Regions from separate parts of the Homo sapiens genome. Here region 2 is linked to region 1. A link is a loop called in an ENCODE intact Hi-C map of the cell type or tissue named here. Cell type or tissue: PC-9. All regions are shown on one strand. Links, peaks and the distances in the headings refer to the core of each region. The heading gives the core; the rest is flanking DNA.

Region 1 (12,878 bases), core at 3,327-11,326:
GGGCTGCTGGTGGGGGGCAGGAAGCACTCAGTCATGCTGATGCCCTGACTAGGAAGGGACGAGGTCTTCTCTGTTACCTATCCATTACACCTGCACCAAGAGAAAAAACATTAGCAGAGTCACCTAACACCAAGGAACAAAAACACCACAGCATTTACAAATCAAAAATATTTTCTCCACAAACCCCCTTGTAAAAAACTCTTTCATTTTATTGTCTCGAGATATATTCCATGCATCACACATTTCAGTTCTCAGGGTTGAAAGCACTGGGATCTTCGAGTATTCAAAAAATAAATCAAATGAAAATCAGAGGTAGAGTTCTCAAAGTAGAATATGGAATTCCTTAAAAAAAAAAAACCACTCATCATTCTAAAGTGCTTCATTTTGACTGCTCCCCAACATAAAATCTTACTATTTTGCTTTATGACTAAACAACTATAAATAAGTTACAAAGACGACTTTATAACTACATATGAACAGTTCACATCATAATTAAATTTTATAATTAAAATGATATATTTAATGATTCATATAATTACAGACCACTGATTCTACGATGCATGCAATTTTATATGCAGCTCATGTATTGATAATAACTATATTTTTGTACTGCAGTTATGCTAAAAGAAATGAAGGAACCCTCATTTAATCAATCCTAAAATACATGCAAAATAGTTTTACTACAACAGATGCTACAAAGGACAAATGTAAGAGGAGTTCAAAATTTGTTTGCATTTTCTCCCTTCTTTAGGATGGTAGGTACACAGTCAAAGTACTGCGTTTGAAAGTTACTTGGATTAATTCTTATTCCTCTTTAATGTCATTATGATATTCATTTGAAATACTATCAGAATCACTTTTTCTCTTTGCGCTCATTTATTTTTTTTATTTTTTTTGAGAGATGGAATTTCGCTCTTGTTGCCCAGGCTGGAATGCAATGGCGCAATCTCGGCTCACTGCAACCTCCGCCTCCCAGGTTCAAGTGATTCTCCCGCCTCAGCCTCCTGAGTAGCTGGGATTACAGGTGCCTGCCACCACACCCGGCTAATTTTTTGTATTTTCAGTAGAGACAGGGTTTCACCATATTGGTTAGGCTGGTCTCGAACTCCTGGCCTCAGGTGAGTCACCCGCCTCGGCCTCCCAAAGTGCTCGGATTACAGGTGTGAGCCATCGTGCCCGGCCTCTCTTTGCACTCACTTTAAATGTTAACTTTACAATTTAAAAAATCCACAAGCCATAAGTGACAATTCTGAGACCATAAATAAAGTCAAAGGACAAGCAAATGTGGAAAAAAAAAAGTTGCAAATTGGGAGAGGTAATTTCTTTAAAAAGCAAAGAGTTATTAACAAATTAATGAAAATAGCAACAAATTAAGAGAACCAGACAAAGGATGTGAACAGGCAGTTCACAGAAAAGTGGCTAAAAAATGAGTGGAAACAATGTTCAACTTCAATTATAATTTTTTAAACAATGAGCTATCACTTTTCTAATGTAAGAGTGGCAAAGTACAAAATGGCACATATAAGATCCATTATGATGGTAAGGATAGAGGAAACAAGACTCACGAGAACACCTACTAATGGTAGAAGTATAACATGATCCTTTTTGAAAAGCAATCTTATCGTAGCTATTAAAATTTTAAATCTATTCTCTTTGATCCAGAATTCTGCTTTTAGGAAATTATTCTTCAGATATACTTTCACAAAAATGCAAAGATATATGCAAGAAAATATTCACTGCAGTACTGTAAAAACAAAAAACAAGATAATCTAAAATGCTATCAATAGAATACTGATTAAATTATGGTTTATCCAAATAGGCTATAAAGTCACACACACACACACAGTTTCTGAAAACATGTAAGAAACGGTTAATTACTGTTAACTCTTGGAAGCGTCAGAAGGGTAGACTTTATTCTAACACTTAAAAAAATGAAAAGGGGCCTGGCACGGTGGCTCATGCCTTTAATCCCAGCGCTCTGGAAGGCCAGGGTGGGTGGATCACTCAAGCCTAGGAGTTTGAGACCAGCCTGGGCAACACGGCGAAACTTTGTCTCTAAAAAAACAATACAAAAAATTAGCTGGGCGCATGCATGTTCTCACTCATAGGTGGGAACCGAACAATGAGAACACTTGGACACAGGATGGGGAACACCACACACTGGGACCTGTGGTGGGGTGGGGGGAGGGGGGAGGGATAGCATTAGGAGTATACCTAATGTAAATGATGAGTTAATGGATGCAGCACACCAACATGGCACATGTATACATATGTAACAAACCTGCACGTTATGCACATGTACCCTAGAACTTAAAGTATAATAAAAAAAAATTAGCTGGGTGTAGTGATACACGCCTATAGTCCTAGCCACTTGGGAGGCTGAGGTGGGAGGATCACTTGAGTTCAGGAGATGGAGGTTACAGTGAGCTGAGATCGCACCACTGCACTCCAGCCTGGGTGCCAGAGTGAGACCCTGTCTCAAATTAAAAAAAAAAAAAAAAGAACAAGCTGTTTTTTGATCCTGTAAAAATTATGTAACATTAAAAATCATGTTGACAATATTTAATGATGTGAGGAAAAAGCAATTTTATTTACAGCATATCAATTTAAATATATAAATATATGTATAAAATAACAGCATATTAATAACAATTATCTCTGGATTTAAGATTATGACTGATCTAAACTTTTTTTGTTTTTCTGCATTTTATAAATTTTCTACCCAATATGCACTATTGCTTACATAACCAGAAAAAAAAAATATTAAAAACAAAAAAGTTTTCACTGAAGGATCAATAAGCATCAGTATAATTCTGTTTTTCTTAATGGGCCCTGACTTTCGGCTATCATTTGGTTTTTTGTTTTTGTTTTTTTGAGATGGAGTCTCGTTCTTGTTGCCCAGGCAGGAGTGCAGTGGCGTGCTCTTGGTTACTAAACCTCTGCCTCCTGGGTTCATGTGATTCTCCCACCTCAGCCTCCCGAGTAGCTGGGATTACAGGCACCCACCACCACACCTGGCTAATTTTTGTATTTTTAGTAGAGATGGTGTTTCACCATGTTGGCCAGACTGGTCTCAAACTCCTGACCTCGGGTGATCCACCAGCCTTGGCCTCCCAAAGTGCTGGGCTTACAGGTGTGAGCCACCATGCCCGGCCTTGGCTATCGTTGTTTTTTTTTTTTTGTTTTTTTTTTTTTTTGAGACTCACTCTGTCGCCCAGGCTGAAGTGCAGTGGCGCGATCTCGGCTCACTGCAAGCTCCGTCTCCTGGGTTCAAGCCATTCTTCTGCCTCAGCCTCCCGACTAGCTGGGACTATAGGCGTCTGCCACCACACCAGGCTATTTTTTTTTTTTTTTGTATTTTTAGTAAAGACAGGATTTCACCATGTTAGCCAGGATGGTCTGGATCTCCTGACCTTGTGATCCACCCGCCTTGGCCTCCCAAAGTGCTAGGATTACAGGCGTGAGCCACCAGGCCCGGCCTTGGCTATAGTTTTTTAAAGTGCATTCCCTTTTCCTATTAATTGAAGTTTTGACAATCTAAGAGTTGAGAGTTTAAAAGGACCTAGAGTTCAACAAGGTAACAGGAACTATACATTAGAGATGAGGAAACTGAGCTCAAGTCCATGGAAGCTAAAACACAACTTGTGGGGCAGGCGCACAGGTTTACACTCCAGAAAAAAAAAATTGCTTATAGACATATCACCCACACGGATACCATGTTATTGTATGCTTCTCTGTCTTTGCTCATTCTCTCCCAGGAATCCAGCCTTCCTCTCAATATTTTTGCGTGGCTAATTCATACTCATCCTTTAACACTAGGCCTACAATTGGGCATGATTTTGTAGATGATGGAAACATTCTAAATTTGGATTATGGTGATGGTTGCAGAAACCCATAAACTGGCTAAAAATCATTAAATTATACACTTCGAGTGAGTGGATCTTATATGAGTTCTACCTCAATAAAGCTGTTTAAAAAAATCAAGCACTAGCAACACTTCTCCAAGAATCCTCCCTGGTGACCCACCCCATCCAGTATAAGCCACAAATACTCCTTTTCTGTGTCCTAGAACATCCTGAACATACCTCTTCACAGCACTTACCATACTGTATTTCAATTACATATGCATGTGTTCACCTTGCTAATGGTGAGCTCCAAAATTTAACACTACCTATGGCACACAGTAAGTAGTCAAATGTTTATTTAATAAACTAATTGGTATCTTTTCTGTTCTCAACATATTTACTGCTGATGAGACAAATATTAGAAGAAATGAATCTTGCCCTAAGCCTTAAGTTCTAATTCAGGAAATAAAGGGAATCAACAATTTATTTGAGTTCCTGTGGCTTCTGGAACGTTCACATACATTAATTTAGCTAACCCTGTGAGAAAAGCAGTATTTTTCCATGTTTATAAACAGAGAAAGTAAGGCTCAGAGAGCTTAAATAACTTTCCCTAAATCACATAGCAAGTAAGAGATAAAACTGGGATCTGTTTGACTCAAAACACTTTTTTTTCACTGAACCACCCTTCACGTATACACACAAAGAAAGGGAATAAATACATTTATGCCAGGAGGAACAGTGTGGTTAAAGACACACAGGAACATTTGGGACTTATTATGAGAATGGGGTGAAGACCAGCCTGACCTGGGCAGTTCTTGCTAAGAAGTAATGGAAAAGACATTAAAAGATAAGGTGGGCTCAGACACTAAATGTCATGTTGAGTTCAGACCTGGTGTGGGAGTCATTACCAATTCCAAAGCCAGAAAGTGACAAAACTGGGGCTAAGAGAGGAGTAAGGGCAGGAATACCAGCAGCAAAATGCCAGGTGGCTTTTGATCATTCACCCCTACAACATTTGTAAGTTATACTATACTACATTTCCATGTTCTCCTGGTACACAATTATTTTTGTTTCCATACTAGACTGATAAAGACAATTAGACAGTTTTGTTCATAAAGTATTTAATAGATTATCTGACAAAAGCTACTCTAAAGAAATATTTATTGACTTGTGCTATGGACTGAATGTGTCCCCTCAAAATTCATATATTGAAACTTAATCCCCAAGGTGATGGTATTAGGAGGGGGGGCCTTTGGGAGGTGACTAGGTCGTGAGGGTGGAGTTCTCATTAATGGGATTAGTGTCCTCTTATGAGGACACTCCCTCCTCCTCTTATGAATTCACCACCTCCACCCACCACATGAGAACACAGCAAGAAGGCCAGGTCTATGAACCAGAAAGTGGGCCCTCAGCAGACACTAAATCTGTCAGCATCTTGATCTTGGACATTCCAGTCTGCAATGAAAAGCAATAAATTTCTGTTGTTTATAAGCTACCCATGTTATGGTATTTTGTTATAGAAGTCTAAACAGACTAAGACAAGTTAATTCATCTAGAGCTGAAGATAAGTGGAGCCACTAAAGGCAGACATGAAGGAGTGAGAGTCTGAGTGCATGACGGTTTAGTAAGAAAGGAAGAACAACATGTTTGCATTAGGACACATTGTTTGACCACTGGGGAGCTATAGCAAGCCTAAACTTCACTGAAGAAAAGGGCAGAAGAGAGAGGTTTCAAATGGTCCATAATAAAATTTAAGTATAAATATTCAAAGGCAAGAAAACAAACAACAAAAATCAGAAATTCTTATTTCTGAGGCAAGAGGATACCTGGTGTAAATTATTGAAAATTTGAGTAAAGATTATTTATCCCTATTCTTCCTGGTACGTACAACTAAAATTCCCAGATCAGATTGAAAAGAAAAAAAGAAGAAGAAGAAGAAGAAACAAAAAAAGACTCTGAAAGGTAGACAGAAGGAGGCAGACCGGTTCAGTACCTCAGGATAGGAGGAATATGGTGGTGAGTTCTCAGAGTTTTCTTCTATCTCACACCATAGACTTGGAATGATAGAAGCTGGGAAACCCAGAAACACCAACAAGCATAGACAAAAACAGAAGAAAAACAGCTACAGTAATCAGGACAGTAAGGTGTTGCAGTAAGAACAGATAATAGATTGGAGGAACAAATAGAAATTCCAAAAAGAAATGCACACGTGTATAGTTAATTGATTTTCAACAAAGGTTCCAGAGGAATACAATGAGGGGACAATCTTTTTCAACAAATAGTGCTAGATAAGCATATGAAAAAAATTGAAGCTCCACTCTCCATGTCATATCATGTACAAAATATAATTCATCATAAATTACAGACCTAAAACTTAATAGCTAAAAACTATACAACTTCTAAAAACATATTTTTGAGGGCTTTGAGAGGGTAAAAACTTCCCAGACATTACCAGAAAGCACTAACTATAAAATTAAAAACTGACAAATTGGACTTCTGCTCATCAAAAGACACTATTAAGAAAATAAACAGGCCAACCACAGTCACTCATGCCAGCACTTTGGGAGGCCAAGGCAAGAGGATCACTTGAGCCCAGGAGGTAAGCTGCAGTGAGCCATGACCACAGTGCACTTCAGCCTGGGTGACAGCGGGAAGCCTTGTCTTGTAGGGAAAGAGAAAGAAAAAAAGAGAAAATGAACAGTCAAGCCAAAGACTTGAAGACTACATTTGTGTGTGTGTGTGTGTGTGTGTGTTGTGTGTGTGTATCTGACAAAGGATTTTATTTAGAATAATAAAAAGATAAAAAACCCATAAAAAAATGGGCAGAGTTGAACAAACAGTTTACAAAGGAAAATATAGTATGAAAATTGATCATATGAATTGGGTCACTTGTCATACCCAAATAAAACTGAGTCAAGAAGCCAAGAGGAAAAAGCACTCTGGGCACACACCATTGCTCCAAGAATGTAATTTTCTGCCAGCCTGGCCGCTGAAACTGCCTGCTGTAACCTGAAACTAGTTTTATCTAATCACTTCCGAAACAACCTGCTGCCACTCTAAGACTGGCTTTACCCATCTGGTCACTCACCACTCAGAGACTGTCAGTCCCCCAAACCTTACTAGTGCGATGAACTTTCTCACAGAGCAATATATAACATTTCTCTTTTTAAAAATAAAACCCCTAACCTTCTCTTTGTTCTTGGGACACAGCAAAGACCATCAGGTCTGTGTGAGTATGCCCTGAATTGCAATTCTTGCTTCCCAAATAAAATGTTTTAAACTTAGAGATTCATCTCTATATTTTATTTCATTTTGACATACTGATGGTTAGTAAGCCCAAGGAAAAAAATCAAATAAATGCAAATTAAAATTAAAATGAGCTATCAATAGACATCATCTAGAATGGCTAAAATTTAAAAAGAACAACAATCCCTAACACTGGCAAGGATATGGAGCACCCAGAAGTCTCACACATTGAGACCTGGAAAACTGGCAGTATCTTCACTTAAGCATATCCTTCTATATGACCTAGCAATTCCACTCCTTATTTACCCAAGAGAAATGAAAACAAATATTCACAAAAAAAACCCCACTTATCATCAGAGTAACTTTATTTGTAATAGCTAAAACTAGAAACTAGAAGCACCCACATTGCCAACAAACAGATGATTGGATTCATATAAGGGAATACTATTCAGCATTTTAATAAGAAACAAATAATCCATATATACAACAAAACATAATTTCATAAAATAGCATAAGAACACAATAGAGTACATAATATATGACTGTATTTATAGTAAGTTCTAGAACAGGTAGTCACCTAGGTGTCAAAAGAATTTAGAACTGTGGTTACTAGGGTGTGGAGAAGAGGCAGGGGTTGAATATGAAGTAGTAAGAGAGAACATTCTGTGTTGATGGCCATGTTCCTATCTACATCGTAACAGGCATGCGGGCTATAAGTATGTATACATTTGTTAAGACTTATCAAAGTGTACATTTCACTAAATATAAATTATATTTCAATAAAAACTCTGAGAAGGAAAATAAAGGGCCATGAATGCCTTACAGAGATGTGATCATAAGCCATTAAAAAATATGGATGTTGGCCAGACACAGTGGCTCACGCCTGTAATCCTAGTGCTTTGGAAAGCAAAGGCAGGTGGACTGCTTGAGGCCAGGAGTTCAAGACCAGCCTGGACGACATGGTGAAACCACTTCCCTACTAAAAACACAAAAATTAGCCAGGCGTGGTGATGCATGCCTGTAATCCCAGCTTCTTGGAAGGCCGAGGCACAAGAATCAGTTGAACCCGGGAGGCGGAGGTTGCAGCAAGCCAAGATGGTGCCACTGCACTCCAGCCTGGCTGAAAGAGAGAGACCCTGTCTCAAAAAACAAACAAAAAAGAAAAAGGACTTTCCTTTTCAAATATGGACCTGACCTCATGAAATTTCAGAGCACAGGGGATAAAAAGATGACACCAAAAGTGTCCCGTGGGTGAGGGAGCTGGGGAATCAGCTTACATTCACACCCAATATCACTATTTCCAATCATTCCAAAATGAAAGCATGTGGCTGGTTCCTGTGTAAAAGAACAATATCTCTCTAGAGAGAACTGAAGATTAAAAAAATTACTTCTGCAATAGCAAAAAGTATTAAAAGTATAAAGCAAAAACCACATATCCAGAATTTTACTTTAGAACCAAAAACAATCGTACATTTGAAAATGAATATTTCAAGTAAGAAGTACAGTTATGACAGTTACAACTGAGATGAAACAGACAAAAAGTTCACAAAACTAGACTCAAACTTAACTAAACAATTGTTTAAAAACATTCACTTCTCTGAAGGACTAGGTTATACATTGTTCTTAAAGTAGTATTTTCTGCTCCTATGCCAATATTAATCAGCACACACAGTAAGAATCAGTCACGCATGCAAGAGGACAAAGCAATATAAATAGAGAAGAAAGAAATTAAGTAAATTAATGTCTCCTGAAATTAGCTTTCAAGAATAAACCTACTAGTTTATTAAACTTGATACTATCTAAACATAAAAAGGCCTATTCCAGAAAAACAATAACTTGCTTAACTAGTTTACGAGTTAAACAGATTCAATATTTTGTAAACATTCTTTATCAATAAATATCAGCCTTAAGTTCACTAAAAGCAACCTTTCCTCACTTTTATAGTTTTAAAAAATAATCTGTAAATTAAAATTCTCTAATCTAGAATTGTATAAGGGAATCCAAATATTGACTTATCAATACCTTATACACTGAACACTAACCAGTATTAAAAGATTATTTGGAAATGTTATATTTTGTAAGCACTGTTTGCAGGCACAATACATTCTTGTTCTTCCCACAATAAGGAAATAAATTTGTCCCAGAATTTAAGTACAAGAGTGTCCTTTGAGAGGACCACTGAGCACCCCTCATGATAAATGAAGAGAACTGTGACAATGCATCTCATGAAATTTCAGAGCACTGGGGGTAAAAAGATGATACCAAAAAGTGTCCTGTGGGTGAGGGAGCTGGGGAAGCAGCTTATATTCACAGGATCAGGACCAATATGCCAACAGAAACACTGGAAGCTTAAAGACATTAAAGTATCTTCAAACGCTGAAAGAAAATTAGTTCCAACAATCATTCAAGTGTATAGTTAACTTAAGTATCGGGGGAACCCGCCCCCAATATTTCAACGTAGGTTCTTTCTATTTTCCATAAGTGTTGGCTGGCCGTGAAATAAAGAGAAAGAGTACAAAGAGAGGAATTTTACAGCTGGGCCGCCAGGGGTGACATCACATATCAGTAGGACCGTGATACCCACCTAAGCCTCCAAACCAGCAAGTTTTTATTAAGGATTTCAAAAGGGGAGGGAGTGTACAAACAGGGAGTAGGTCACAAAGATCACATACTTCAAAGGGCAAAAGGCAGAACAAAGATCACATGCTTCTGAGGAAACAGGACAAGGGCAAAATCAGAACTCCTGATAAGGGTCTGTGTTCAGTGGTGCACATATTGTCTTGATAAACATCTTAACAGAAAACAGGGTTCGAGAGCAGAGAACCGGTCTAACCAAAAATTTACCAGGATGGAGTTTCCCAATCCTAGTAAGCCTGAGTGTACTGCAGGAGACCAGGGCGTATGTCAGTCCTTATCTCAACCACATAGGACAGACATTCCCAGAGCAGCTGTTTATAGACCTCCCCCCAGGAATGAATTCCTTTCCCAGAGTATTAATGTCAATATTCCTTGCTAGGAAATGAATTTAGTGATATCTTCCCTACTTGCACGTCCATTTATAGGCTCTCTGCAAGAAGAAAAATATGGCTCCTTTTGCCCAACCCCACAGGCAGTCAGACCTTATGGTTGTCTTCCCTTGTTCCCTAAAAAGCACTGTTACTCTGTTTTTTTTGGTTTGTTTGGTTGTTTTCTGAGACAGAGTCTCGCTCTGTCACCCAGGCTGGAGTGCAGTGGCGCGATCTCAGCTCACTGCAAGCTCCGTCCCCCAGGGTTCATGCCATTCTCCTGCCTCAGCCTCCTGAGTAGCTGGGACTACAGGCGCCCGCCACCACGCCTGGCTAGTTTTTTGTATTTTTTTTTAGTAGAGACGGGGTTTCACCATGTTGGCCAGGATGGTCTCAATCTCCTGACCTCGTGATCCGCCTGCCTCGGCCTTCCAAAGTGCTGGGATTACAGGCGTGAGCCACCGTGTCTGGCCTACTCTGTTCTTTTTCAAGGTGCACTGATTTCATATTGTTCAAACACACATTTTACAATCAATTTGTACAGTTAACACAATTATCACAGTGGTCCTGAGGTGACATACATCCTCAGCTTACAAAGATAACAGGATTAAGAGATTAAAGTAAGACAGGCATAAGAAATTATAAAAGTATTATTTGGGAACTAACAAATGTCCATGAAATCTTCACAATTTATGTTCCTCTGCCATGGCTCCAGGTGGTCCCTCTGTTCGGGGTCCCTGACTTCCCGCAACAAATAAGGTCATTTTCAGACTAATAGTCTCAAGAAATTTACTTTCCCAATAATTTACAATCCCAATAATATACTTTCTCAATAATTCCTACAAAAACAAGGCAGTAAACAAACAGTAGGAAGACTTGATTGAGATTCAACCCTAGAGTGCAGCAAAGGGAAGTCCCCATAAAAGCAAATCTGTGACCAACTAATCCACAGTGAAGCATGAGGAAGAAGAGCTCCAAGGAATGATGGAAATTAGATACATCTGACCACGTGGAAAGCAACAATAAGACATGTTAAAGAGCCACTGGAGCTTTGGGGATAAATTTTTCATATAGGCTGGGACGGTGGCTCACACTGCTAATCCCAGCACTTTGGGAGGCTGAAGAGAACGGATTGCTTGAGCCCAGGAGTTTGAGACCAGCCTGAGCAACATAGCGAGACCCCTATCTCTACAAAAAATTTAATTAGCTGGGCATGGTGGCACCTGCCTGTGGTCCCAGCAACTTGGGAGGCTGAGGTGGGAGGACTGCTTGAATCCAGGAGATCGAGGCTGCAGTGAGCCATGACCTCACCACTATGCTCCATCCTGGGCAACAGAGCAAGACCCTATCTGAAAACAAACAAACAAACAAAACAGTAAACAAAGCAAATGAAAATAAGAAACAACTATCAACTCTAGGAGAAAGAAAAGTTAGATGGGAAAAAGAATCTGTAGTCCCCTGTTCAGTATTATACAATATTTATCTAGTTATCATAATGATAACATGAATACTGACTTACACACTGTGAAATGGTCATATTGGAGGACTGAACACAGGGAACTAGGGCAAGGGTATAAGAAACCTAAACCCTCATCTATCGTAATACCTAGTTAATAGACAACGTCAAAAACTGGTATCTCAAGAAATAGCAGTTTATTATTAGAAAAAAGGAAACAAATAGCAAAAGAAACACCTAAAAGAAAAAAAAAAACCTAAGACTGAGAGAGGTGCAAGGATGAGGCAGGGAATAGTGTTTTCCTTTTTAAGTCATTTATTACTGTGTTGGGGGCTGTACCCCCCAGGACTGGTGATTTGCTAGAAGGATTCACATAACTCAGCATATAGTTTGTACTCACAGCTAAGATCTACCATAGAGAAAGAATACAAAACAAAAAAAGCAAAGGAAGAAGCACATAGGGTGAAGTCCAGAGGAAATCAGACACCAGCTTCCTAGGTCCTCTCCAGCTTCCTAGGGTCCTCTCCCAGTGTGTAAAGCTGGACAGGTTCAATCTCTCCATCAACAGTTAACATGTGTGAAGTGTGGTCTACCAGCAGCTCATTAGATATGAGGAGCACATTCTCTTTTTTTACATTTATAAGCTGAAATGGGACAGAAATAATCCTTCAGACTGAGCAGATAAAGTTTAAAAGATTTCATATCAACAGTGAAATTCTTCTCATGATAATATGTTTGAGGTTTATGACCGGGACCCATTAAATGCAAACTACTCACATATACAGGCTCAAAAATAATTTCTCATGTACATTCCACAGAGCAATTATTATCCAATTTAGTAGCTGTATAATTAATCCTTTCATATCTATTAACTTTGTTTAGGCTTGTACTCTAATCAAGATTTTACTCTTTATTTGGGTTATTTTCTGTACCCTTCTTCTATACCGTGAGACTTAATCTTTATTTTAGCTTCTGCCCTACTCACATGCTTCAGACAAGATATGCCGGTATAATCAGTTTAGAAAATGTGAAATTCTCAAATTCATTATAATGAATATGAATGTATGAATGCCCTTTTCATGCTGACGACAACTATTAAAAGATTAATCGACCGGGTGGAGTGGCTAGTGCCTATAATCCTAACACTTTGGGAGGCCAAGGTGGAAGAACTGCTTGAGCCCAGGAATTCAAGATCAGCCTTGGCAACATCATAAGACCCTGTCTCTACAGAAAATAAAAAATTAGCCAAACGTGGGCCAGGCATGGTGGTAATCCCATCACTTTGGAAGGCCGAGACGGGCAGATCACTAGGTCAAGAGATCGAGA
Region 2 (12,878 bases), core at 3,358-11,357, 160 kb after region 1:
TGGTGGCTCACGCCTGTAATCCCAGCACTTTGGGAGGCCAAGGCAGGCGGATCACAAGGTCAGGAGATCGAGACCATCCCGGCTAACATGGTGAAACCCCGTCTCTACCAAAAAATACAAAAAATTAGCTGGGCATGGTGGCGGGTGCCTGTAGTCCCAGCTACTCAGGAGGCTGAGGCAGGAGAATGGCGTTAACCTGGGAGGCGGAGTATGCAGTGAGCCGAGATGGGGCCACTGCACTCCAGCCTGGACAACAGAGCGAGACTCTGTCTCAAAAAAAAAAAGAAAACTTTACCCCTAGCTGTTTCACTTATAAGAACACATGTCTTCTATAACCAGAAAGGCTAAAGTCAAGATAAAAAGAAAGGTTTTACCAAAATTTTAAAAGTATTTCTTTAATTATATAAGACTTTGGAAAATATCTACTAGAGTAGAAAGAAAGAACCCTAAATTCCTCCCCCTTTGGTAAATTCCTATGCATGTCTAACAAAATAATGATTATATACTACCTTGATCTAAAAAAATAGCATTTCTCTATCATAAAAAATCTGTCAACATAATTTAATCAGCGCATAATAGTACATCAATGTGCCAAAATTCAGAAACAGTGATTAAATTCTTAATCCTTTCCACACCTTGTCCACTTTCTCATTTTTTATCACCTTCATAAACTTCATCAGTTTCTATTTTACTATTATTTCAAAGTCTCCACTCCTTAAACAGAAAATACGGTAGAGTTGAAATTTAGAATCTTCTCTTTGGACTGGGTTATTTATATATTTTACTAACCTCACTATGACTAAATTTGGGTTCTGCTCAGTTGAATGGAACATGTGATCAAAACTAAACACCAAGTTCCCTGAAGTCCAAAATAAAGACTGACTCAATGCTTCCAATTATTTACTGCTACCACCTCCCCCAAAGTCCTTAAATGGGTTCTATTTAACCCTTATAGGCACTGTGCTAAGTATTTTATATGCATTGTCTTGAATCTCATAAAGATTCATGTCGTTATTATCCTTATTTTTTAAGTGAAGTCATGAAATTTATACAACTTCATTCAATTAGTGGCTAGAATTTGACCCCAGTTATGGTTAGGTATTCCTGTTTTGTAAACATTAAAATGAGAAATATAAAAGTTATTTTTCATTAAATTAACATTTTAATAATTACAGTTATTACTCTCTTAGAAAGAATAAGCCTATAATTAAACTTAGATAATTCTTTAGATTGTTTAATCAAAGGCATTATTATATCTTTCACTCTCAGTACCTGAATACAACTAGAAATGCTATTGCCCAAGTTTAATCATTGTTTGTAAAGGTAAAATTGGACTCATTGGCTAAGAGTTGCAAAACCAGTGACTTGGAATGCAATACTTAATTTTTTTTGTTGTCGCTTCAGCTGGTTAATGACTATATCTTCTGCTTCCCTAGTCTGCAAGTCACAGAGAAAGTGTGGTTGTTCCTCATGTGGAGAAGAGAAGGCTGAGAATGAGTGGTTTCATGATTTCTGTGAGTTCACACAACTGCGGCTTTGAAACAAGGTCTTCTGACTCAAGGCTTTTTCTACCACCACTGCTCTTGCATGTTAGAGGCAAGGTAATATGGAATAAGACATCTTCTATGTGTAAATAACTATGCTAGATGTTCTTAAAGTTTGGTAGACACGTTGTTCAATAATTTTATGATGGAAAAAAATTAAAACTTTACACTAAATGGTAAACTGAAATTTATACATTTGAGCTACTCTCTATTGACCAGTATGAGTATTTAGAGAGAATTTGGCAAACTGTTTTCAAAGCTTATATGAAATGAAAGTCTGGCAGGATGAAAAGTTTGAGGGAAAAATCTAATCATTCAAAATGTATTTTACTACATTTATATTAAGGAAAACCTTCAATATGACAGAGAATTTCAAATTTTTAGATGCCAGAAGACAGATTCGATCATCTTTAGAGAAGAATCTTATTCCATATACAGTCACGCTTTATCGCTTAAGGATAGGGATACATTCTGAAAAATGCATCCTTAGGCAATTCTGTTGTTATATGAATATCAGTATATACTTATACAAACCTACATGGTAGAGCCTGCTATAACCCTAGGCTATATGGTATGGCCTATTGTTCCTAGGCTACAAACCTGTACAGCATGTTACTGTTCTGAATACTGTAAGCAATTATAACACAATGGTAAATATTTGCATGTCTACACATATCTAAACATAGAAAAGGTACAATAAAAATACAGTATTATAATCTTATGTGACCACCATCATATATGTTGTCTGCCATTGACCAAAATGTTGTTACACAGTGCCATGACTATACAACTGATGCTCTGGTCAGATATTAATTATTTATGCAAAATAAATTGAGGGGGAGTATATTTATCCAAGATTAAGATTAGACTTTAAGAGTTAACATTTATTGTATGAACTCCCAAATTTCTAGGCCAGAAATGGAAACTAACAACTTGAGGAAGAATCTTATTAATATTGACTCTCAGTTACTGATAAATATTTCCATTCTTGTTGCAAAGATCTGAGAGATTTGTTAACCCTGTTGCTATAATAAAACAAGGAAACGTCATTGAAAACAACATTATATTCTAGTAAAGATAGCAAATGACTTGGACTTACAAGATCTGGTTTTAAGCCCATAAGCTGTTTGCAACCCTGAGTCTCGGTTTCCCAGTCATAAAAAAGGAATGGTGTTCCTGGATTTTCCCTTACAAACTTGGGCATCCCAATGAGATAACGAATATCAAAATGCTCCGGTGACCCAGCAATCCCATTCCTAGGTATTTACTCAAGAAAAATTAAAACATAGGTCCATAAAAAGACCCATATGGGAAAGTATCAACATCATTCATAATTACTGAAAACTGGAAACCACGCAAGGTCCAACAATCAGTGAATGGATAAACAAATTGTAGTACATCCACACAAAGGAATCCTACTCATCAATAAAAAGGAAAGAACTACCCAACACACACAATAATATGGATGAATCTCAAAGCATTATACTGAATGAAAGAAGCTAGACAGAACAAAAGGCTATATACTGTATGATTCCTTTTATATAACATTCTGGAAAAGGCAAAACTATAGAGAAAAAAAATCAAATCAGTGGTTGCCAGGGGCTGAGGCTAGGGAAAAAGCTAGGTCCAGCTACAAAGGGGGCACAAGGGAATGCTTTAGGGTGATGAAAAATATTCTCTATCTTGATTGTAGTAGTAGTTACATGAGTACATGTTTGTCAAAAATCATAAAACTGTACATCTAAAAACAGTGAACAGGCTGGGAGCAGTGGCTCATGCCTGTAATCCCAGGATTCTGGGAGGCCAAGGTGGATGCATTGCTTGGGCTCAGGAGTTTGAGACCAGCCTGGCCAATACAGCGAAACCCCATCTCTACTAAAAAAATACAAAATTAGCTGGGGGTGGTGATGCGTGCCTGTAATCCCAGCTACTCAGGAGGCTGAGGCAGGAGAATCACTTGAACCCAGGAAGCAGAGGTTGCAGTGAGCTGAGATGGAGCCACTGTACTCCAGCCTGGGTGACAAAGCGAGACTCTGTCTCAAAAAACAAAAAAACAAAAAGACAAAAAAAAAAAAAAAAACCCAGCATGGTACACTGGGGTTTCTTCATAAATTTTAAAGAAATAAACCTAAACTGAAAAATATAAAGCATTAAGTTGGTATTAAAGCAATGCAGAAGACAGTTCTAACTCTGAAAATATATTGCTTTAATTTACTTTTAACCTAAAACTGAAATTTTCTAACCAAACATAATTTTTTTCAAAGAAACATAAAATAATGCTAGTGAAAATGTAAAACACAAAAGTTGTATATACCATAAAATTGTTAAAAATAATCTAAACAGAGAATAAAAACCAGAAGGAGCTATATCAAAATAGTAAGAGTAGTATGTGTTTGGATAATAGGACTAAGAACGTTTTACTCTTTTTTTCTACTTCTCTGTATTTTCTGAATTTGGGGGTAGAAAATATATTTTTATAATAGCAAATAAACATTTAATTTATTTGGATATTATGACTTCTTAAGATCCAGTTTAATTAATGTTTGAACAATTACAAAAGATATTTAAAAACACAAACTGAGGTTCTTAAATTAAGGAAACTAAGTATTTATAATGTCTTGAGCTAAAAAACAGAAATGTAGGAATAAATCTAATTAAGTATTTACTTGCATATTGTGTAAGCATAAGTAATCAATGAAGCATTATATTATACCTATGCTGACACTACTTTTACTTAGGTCAAATGAGTATTTTAAAATAAATAAATAAATAAATAAAATATTCAATTAGCCCCTATTCAAAAGAATAAACAATTATAATTAGATTGGGTTATAACAAATCTGTTTTGCCATAATACTCTTTAAGGAGGGCATCACATGAATCTTCAAACCCAGGAGAGAAATATCAACCCAACCTCATTAGCATGTTGTTCTTTACAAATTCTAACTGATTGGTAAACTTTTGTCCTGAAAATAACATACACTTGAATGAATCAGTATTGAAAAGAGTACTTATTTTTGGCTAAATAAGTCAGCATACAAGTTCATGTATATATATGAATTACCAAAATATATCAAACAGTGCCTCTTTCTCACATAAACCTAGTAACAAACATTTAGATGCTAATCCTACTTACTGTACAAGTCCCCCAGTGAATTTCTTTAAAAGAATCCAGCTGGAGTGAGTTGGGAGTAGGTACAGATGAGACTGACCACATGTTGATCACTGTTGAGGCTGAGTAATGGGTAAATGGGGGGGTTATTTTACAATTTTTCCTACTTTATGTATGTTTGAAAATGTCCGTGTGTCCCAGTGAAATCCTCATTTTGTTTTAACAATGCAACAGGTGAAACAACTAGTGAAAATAAATTTTAATCTCCATTTATATATTAGCAGCTACTATAACTGCATTAAACATTTGGAGGGAAACGATGTATTCTTTCTTTAAATTATATCAGGCCTAACTCATTACATTTGAACATTAATTTCAGAGATTTTCATGGGGTGTTAACTGAAGCAAAACAGGACAAAAATAGGTTAGCGCCACAACTTTTTTTTTTTTTGAGATGGAGTCTCGCTCTGTTGCCCAGGCTGGAGTGCAGTGGCACGATCTCGGCTCACTGCAACCTCCACCTCCTGGGTTCAAGCGATTCTCCTGCCTCAGCCTCCTGAGTAGCTGGGATTACAGGTGCACGCCACCATGCTCGGCTAATTTTTGTATTTTTAATAGAGACGGGGTTTCACCATGTTGGTCAGGCTGTTCTCAAACTCCTGACCTTGTGACCTGCCCGCCTCAGCCTCCCAAAGTGCTGGGATTACAGGCGTGAGCCACTGCACCCAGCCATGGCACCACAACTTTTAAGAGCAGGAAAATGGGATGAAGAGGAAAGAAACAATTTAGGAAAATAATGTTCACGAGAGAAAAGAGAAAACATTTTACATTGTAAACCAAAATATTACTAGTGTACTAACAAATCAAGATAACTATAGCAAGAGACTAAAGTTGAATCTAATTTGCACTGATTAAGAAAAAAAGAAGAAAAAGTTAATTCTTTAGTTTACTGTAATTAAGGAAGCCCTAAACTTACCTGAACTATTTATTTTTAACTTAAGACAAAATATACTTTTAAAAGCTAGAATTATTAATGAGAAGTAAACTATTTTAAAATTCCAACTTATTTCAGAAAACTTAAGATTTATTTAATAACTAAATCAATTTTTAGAATAAAAAAGCAGACTGTCAATTTAGCACATAAAAGAGCTAAATAAATGTTCAGACAACAAAGTACTAAAATGATGCATTATCTCTGAACCCAATTTTGAATATTTTCATGAAATACAATGTTTATGTCATCCTAAAAACTATCATAAATATTAGCCAAAGTACTCACAAGTTAATATAGGAGTTTTTCCACTCTTAATACAAAATGGGACTTGAGATTTCTGGGGTATAGCATAATATTGATCCAAATTTTAAAAATTATTTTCACAAAAGCAGCAGGGGAAAGTAGTAAAGATCTTCTTAAAGGAAAATCCCATATTACCAAATTTTTTTTTTCCTGAAACAGGATAACTAAACCCCTCATTATATGAGCAAGGAAGTACACCCAAGATGAATTTTACTTTCTTGATGTTTAAAGTTAGATTTCTTTCCTGTTAGAAGCACAAAATAAATATTTATATAGGGACCACCTTTAGGCACAGCAACTTGTAGGAGTGGCAGGAATGACTGTACTGCTTTGCAACCATGCTGGTAAAAAATATTTACATAAGAGCTTCCAGGGAAAATTTTTCATACTTAGTTATAAGTGTAGAGGATGCAATATAAACAAATGTTCTAATTTATCCTCATAGTACATCAGTTCAACATTACAAATGTTCAAACTAAACCAATTTAACAAAAAGAAACCTAAATTCTCTCTACAAGGGAACTAATATCTTTTTATAAACTTTTATAGCATTGCATCTTTGTCTTTCTTAAAGTACTTATCTTCCACCTTATTGTATTCATTTCTGTACATCTTCTGCAAGTTTAAGGAGAAAAGCAGCTCTCGTTATCTAAAATGTCAATGTGCCCTGTACTTCGCAGAACATGAAAGTGGAATTTTAATAACTCAGTATGTTGGAATGGAAAGCAAAGCCACAACAATGTTTAACCTTTTCAGGTTCACCAACTGCTGTGAGAACTTCCTGACAGCTGTGGACCTTTTCCCCAGAAAACTGTGCACAGGCAATTTTGAATATAACCTTGGGGATCTCCTGAATATAATCCGGGGGATACCCCTTAAGAGGTCCAGGGCCCCAGTTAACAATCACTGGCACATGAAATACCAAGAGCCAAACCATTCTTCAACTAAAGAGAACAGGGATAAAAAGAGGATGTTCAAGTTCAGGTTTCTATCAGATCAGTTAGGCTACTCCCACAATAGACCAAAAAGACAAGAACTAGGCATCTACTGACCATCTACTCATGTCCAATCACAACAAGAAAATCAGCCAATCAAAATAAACAAATAACCAACAATTCTCTTCAGGAAGATGATTAGCCTCAGAGCAGAGAACACATTCCAGCATCAAGGCCTTCCTTATCCCCAAGTGTTCTCTGCTGTAAGTCCAGTCTGTAAGTCCTATCTAAATACATGGATCTCCCAACCAGGTTTTATTGCCTCATTCTTAATTATATATTGACAACCAAAGAAATGTATACATTTGAAGAAATCCTGACACATAAAAAAGACATAAAAGAAAAAAAGATCTCGAAAGAGATAATCCAGGTAACAGAGTTGGGGGAAGGGGACACACACCTCCTCCACCAGCAAAAAAAATTCCAATAAGTATCCTTGAAGACACTGAGGAAAATAATGCATCCAAAAAAAACAAGTAAATAATATTAATAGGAAAAATTAACAAGCAATAAATAAGAGCTCTTGAAATGTAAAAGTTATTGCTAAAATTAAAAAATTCAATAGAAAGAGTCCAAAGGTAAGGTCAGGAAATTTCCCAGAATATAGAGTAAGAAGGTATGATGGGATAGAAAAGAGCTAATATGCTATACAGAAGCAATGAACAATCCAAAAATGAAATTAAGAGAATAATTCCACTAACAATAGCATCAAAAAGAATAAAATACTGATAAATAAATTTAACAAAAGAAATGTAATACACAGAAAACTACAAAATATTGTTGAAAGAAATGAAAGAAAATCCAAATAAAAGGAAAGGCACACATGTTCATGAAACAAAGACATAATACTGCTAAGATGGCAACACAGTACTCCCCAAATTGATCTACAGATTCAATGCAATCCCTATTAAATCTTAGCTGGCAATACCAAAGCCACAATTCATGAAAGAAATAAATGATAAGCTGGACTTTATTGAAATTTTAAACTTCTGCTCTGCAAAAAATACTCTCCAAAGAATCAGATGACAAGCCATAGACTAGGAGAAAATATCTGCAAAAGACTTTTCTGATAAAGGACTGCTATACAAAACATACATACAGAGACCTCAACAATAAAAAAAGTAAACAACCCAATTAAAAAATGGGCCAGAGATTCTTAACAGACACCTCACCCAAAAAGGTATACAAATGGCAAATAAGTATAAGACGCTCTCCATCATATGTCATTAGAGAATTGCAAATTAAAACAATATGATACCACTATATACCTATTTAGATGGTGAAAATCCAAAACACTTAAAACACCAAATGCTGGTGAGGATGTGGAGCAATAGCAACTCTCATTCATTGCTGGTAGGAATGCAAAATGGTACAGCCACTTTGAAAGACAGTTTGGCAATTTCTTACAAAACTAAACATAGTCCTACCCTACAACGCAGCAATTACACTCCTTAGTATTTAGCCAAATGAAGTGAAAACTTATGCCCACACAAAACCTGCACATGGATGGTTATAGCAGCTTTATGTTATTTTATAGGGACAGGGTCTCGCTTGGTTATCCAGGCTGGAGTGCAGTTGTGTGATTATAACCTACTGTAGCCTTGAACTCATGGGCTCAGCCATCCTCCTACTGTGGCCTCCCAGTTAGCTAGGACTACAGGTGCACACCAGCACTCAAGACTTTTTTTTTCTTTTGGTAGAGATGGGGGTCTCACTACAATCTTGAATTCTCAGCCTCAAGGGACCCTCCTGCCATGGCCTCCTAAAGCACTGAGATTATAGGCCTGAGCCACCATGCCTGGCTAAGCTTTATTCATAGCTACTAAATCTTAGAAGCAATCAAGATGTCCTTCAATAAGTGAATGGATAAACAAACTCTAGTACATCCATACTAATCAGTGAGTGCAATATTAATCAGTAAGTACATTCATACAATGGGATATTATTAGGTAATAATAAGTGATAAAAATAAATGCATTATCAAGCCATGAAAAGACATAAAGGAAACTTAAATGTATACTGCTAAGTCAAAGAAGCCCCTTTTAAAAGGCTACATTCTGTATGATTCCAACTATATGACATTGTGGAAAAGGCAAAACTACAGAGACAGTAAAAAACATCAGTGGTTACTAGGGGACTGGGGGGAGGTAGGGAGGGATGAAGAGGTTGGCTATGGGGATTTTTAGAGCAATGAAACTATTCTGAATGATACTGTAATGGTAGATACAAGACATTATGCATTTGTCAAAACCCATAAAAATGTAAAACACAAAGAGTTAATGCTAATGCAAAGCATAGATTTTAGTTAATAATAGCATATCAATATTGGTTCATCAATAGTAACAAGTATACCACACAGATGCAAGATGTTAATAATAGAAGAAACTGGGGATATGTGGGGGGAATGGGTATATGGGAACCCTTTATACTCTCTGCTCAATTTTTCTGTAAACCTAAAACTTTTCCAAAAAATAAAGTCTATTATATATTTTTTTAAGATCCCAGCTGGCTTTATTACAGAAATTGACAAGTTGATTCTAAAATTCATATGAAAATGCAAGGGACCCAGAACAGCCTAAGCAATCTTGAAAAAGTACAAAGTTGGAGAACTCAGACTTCCTGATTTCAAAACATACTACAAAACTACATAATCAAGACAATGTGGTACTAGCATAAAAATAGAGATATAAACCAATAGAATAGAACTGACAGTCCATAAATAAACCGTTTATGGTGAAATGGTTTTGAACAAGGGTGGCAATATAACTCAGTGGGGGAGAAATGTTGCTGGGACAAGTGGATATCCATATACAAAATAATAAAGTTGGATCCCTACTTCACTGCAGGCTTGAACTCCTGGGCTAAAGCGATCTTCCCACCTCCATCTCCCAAAGTGCTGGGATTACAGGTACATGCCACCACACCTGGCCTAAAACTCTAAAATTCTTAGAGGAAAACATACAAGTAAATCTTTATGACTTTGGCTTAGGTAATGGTTTCTTAGATACAACACCAAAAGCACAAGTAACAAAAGAAAAAAACAGAAACATTGGATGTCATTAAAATGTAAAACTTTTGTGATACAAATGATACATAGTAGTTGAAAAGACAACCCACAGAATGAGAGACAATATTTGCAAATAATGTATCTGACAAGGGTCTTGAGCCCAGAATATATAAAGAATTCTTACAACTCAACAATAAAAAGACAAGCCAATTTTAAAATGAGCATAGGTTCTGGGTTGGGCATGGTGGCTCACACCTGTAATTCCAGCGCTTTGAGAGGCCAAGACAGGACGATCACTTGAGACCAGGAGTTCAAGACCAGCCTGGGCAATACAGTGAGACCCCCCATCCCTATAAAGAATTTAAAAATTTTAAAAATTAGCTGAGTGTGGTGGCACATACCTGTAGTCCTAGCTACTCAGGAGGCTGAGGCAGGAGGATCGTGTTGGCCCAGGAGTTCAAGGCTGCAGTGAGCTATGATAGAGCAACTGCACTCCAGTCTGGGCAACAGAATGAGACTCTCGTCTAAAACAAACACACACACACAAAAAAGAGCACTGGTTTTCAATAGGTATTTCCCCAAAGATATACAATAAGCTAACCAGACATGGTGGTGCATGCCTATAGTCCCAGCTACTTGGGAGACTGAGGTGGGAGGATTGCTTGAGTCCAGGAGGTTGAGGTTGCTGTTAGCCGTGATTGCACCACTGCACTCCAGCCTGGGTGACAGAGCAAGATCCTCTCTCAAAAAAAAAAAAAAATACATACATACACACACACACACACACACACACACACACATGCATTCACTAAGCACATAAAAAGATGCTCAACATCATTAGCTATTAGGGAAATGCAAATCATAACCACTCCACAAAGGTGCTACAATAAAAAGGAAAGATAAGTGTTGGTGAGGCTATAGGGAAACTAGAACTCTCATACACAACTGGTAGGAATGTAAAATAGTGCAGCCACTTTAGAATAAACACTTCAGCAGTTCCTCAAAATGTTAAACACAGAGTTGCCATATGGCCCAGCAATTCTACTCCTAGGTATATACAAAAGAAAAATTAAGAGATACATCCAGGGTTGTCTGTAGCAGCTCACACCTGTAACCCCAGAACTTTGTGGGGCCAAGGCAGGAGGATCGTTTGAGGACAAGAGTTCAAGACCAACCTGGGCAACATAATAAGATCCTGTCTCCACACACAAAAAATTTTTTTAATTAGCCAGGTATGGTGGCACACACCTGTAGTGCTAGCTACTTGGGAGGCCAAGGTGAGAGGATCGTTTGAGCCCAGGAGTTCAAGGTTACAGTGAACAATGATTGCACCACTGCCTGTGTGCACAGGCAGTAAACAAACCTGTGTAACACAGTTTATCTCTTAAAAAACAAACAAAGATACATCCACACACTGAAACTTGAATATTCATAGCAGTATTATCTACCATAGCCAAAAATATAAGTAACTCAAATATCCTCCAACCAATAAATGGATAAATAAAATGTGGTATGCCCATTCAGCAGAATATTATTTGACCAAGGAATGAAATACTGAATATGTTACAACACACAGGAACCATGAAAACATTATGCTCAATGAAAGAAGTCAGACACAAAAGACAAGGTATGATTCCATTCATATTAAATGTCCAGAACAAGCATGTAGAGAGAAAGTAAACTGCCTAGGGTTTGTGGGGAGAGAGAATAGGAAATGACTTCTAAAGGGTATGGAGTTCCCTTCTAAAGTAATGAAAATGTTCTGAAATTAGATTGTGGTGATGGTTGCACAAGTCTGTCGATATGCCAAAACCACTCAATTGTACCCTTAAATGGGTAAATTTTATAATATATGAATCATATATCTCAATAAAACTGTTTTTTAAAAAAAATCTAACAGAGAATCCATCTTAGATTTATACTAATAAGAGTTCCAGAAAGAAAAGAGGACACTATACATAATTATATATTATACAAAAATATAGTTATATAAAACGTATATATTATATATGTATGTATGTTAGGACAAGATATATATATATATATATATATATATATATATATATATATATATATATATAACAAAAAACAAAACAGGGCATTTCCTAGTCTTTGGCTCAAAACTGATCCCCAAAAGACTCACAAGATACCAAACAGAATGAATGAAAAGACCAACACTAGACTCAACAGTTTAAATTCCATAATATGAAGGCTAATGAGATGATACTAAAAGTTTCTAGAGAGAATAACAAAGTTACCTATAGAGAATAAGAAACAGACTGGCATCAGACTTCTTATTGGCAATATGGAATGCTATTAGATAATAGAGAAATGTCTCCAAAGTTCTGAGGGAAAAGAATTTAACATAGAATTCTGTATTCAGGCAAACCATCAGTCAGGTGAAAGGTGAGAATAAATACATCTTCAAGACATGCAGGACCCAGAAAGCTTACTTTCCACACAGGCTTTCTTAGGAAGTTACTTGAGGGCATGTTGGGACAAAATAAGGGTTACTGTTAAAAACAACAAGATACGAAATCCAAGAAACACTGGAACCAACTTGGGAAAGTAATGATGGAAAGTCACCATAAGACAGCTTGCATCAGACCTAGATTGCAATCAGTTAAGTCTGGAAACATCAAGACTGAAGGCTCCATTTGGGAGGAAAAATACATTAAGTACTTAAAACAATATAAGGTGCTAATGATTGATGATACAAGGTAAAGAAAGATAATTAGAAACTCAAGAAAAACAAAATCATTCAAGAAGGGAAATGTAATCATAGTACCTATGTGACTACAGTCAACAGTCAACAATATTTATATAATCATTACAATATAAACATGGTTTATTGCCAGTTTTAGAATATACCTGTAAATAAAGCATTAGAAGATTCAAATAGAGTTACAAAACAGAGAAATAA

Evidence for each region. A loop is a pair of places that touch in the nucleus more often than their neighbours do. Peaks named below come from ENCODE experiments on the same cell type or tissue, not always from the same donor. Only the 100,000 strongest peaks of a DNase experiment are listed, where the experiment ranks them.
Region 2: it touches region 1 in a loop (2.4-fold over the local background); 28 of 110 quality-filtered maps call a loop at or near these places.

Annotation. Positions count from the first base shown.
Region 1 is chr18:9,500,203-9,513,080 of GRCh38, reverse strand. It overlaps RALBP1 (ralA binding protein 1), which reads right to left. Exons shown (of 10, transcript NM_006788.4): 2 at 1-90. The coding sequence starts at 35. Among named protein-coding and RNA genes, the nearest start is that of RALBP1, 31 kb to the right of the region's middle. In PC-9, for the core only: no CTCF peak of the experiment used is centred there; a DNase peak (open chromatin) is centred at 6,830; H3K27ac peaks cover 1,037 bases.
Region 2 is chr18:9,342,369-9,355,246 of GRCh38, reverse strand. The region is part of intron 2 of TWSG1 (twisted gastrulation BMP signaling modulator 1); the gene reads right to left. Among named protein-coding and RNA genes, the nearest start is that of TWSG1, 14 kb to the right of the region's middle. RefSeq lists an enhancer at 6,206-6,375. In PC-9, for the core only: no CTCF peak of the experiment used is centred there; no DNase peak of the experiment used is centred there.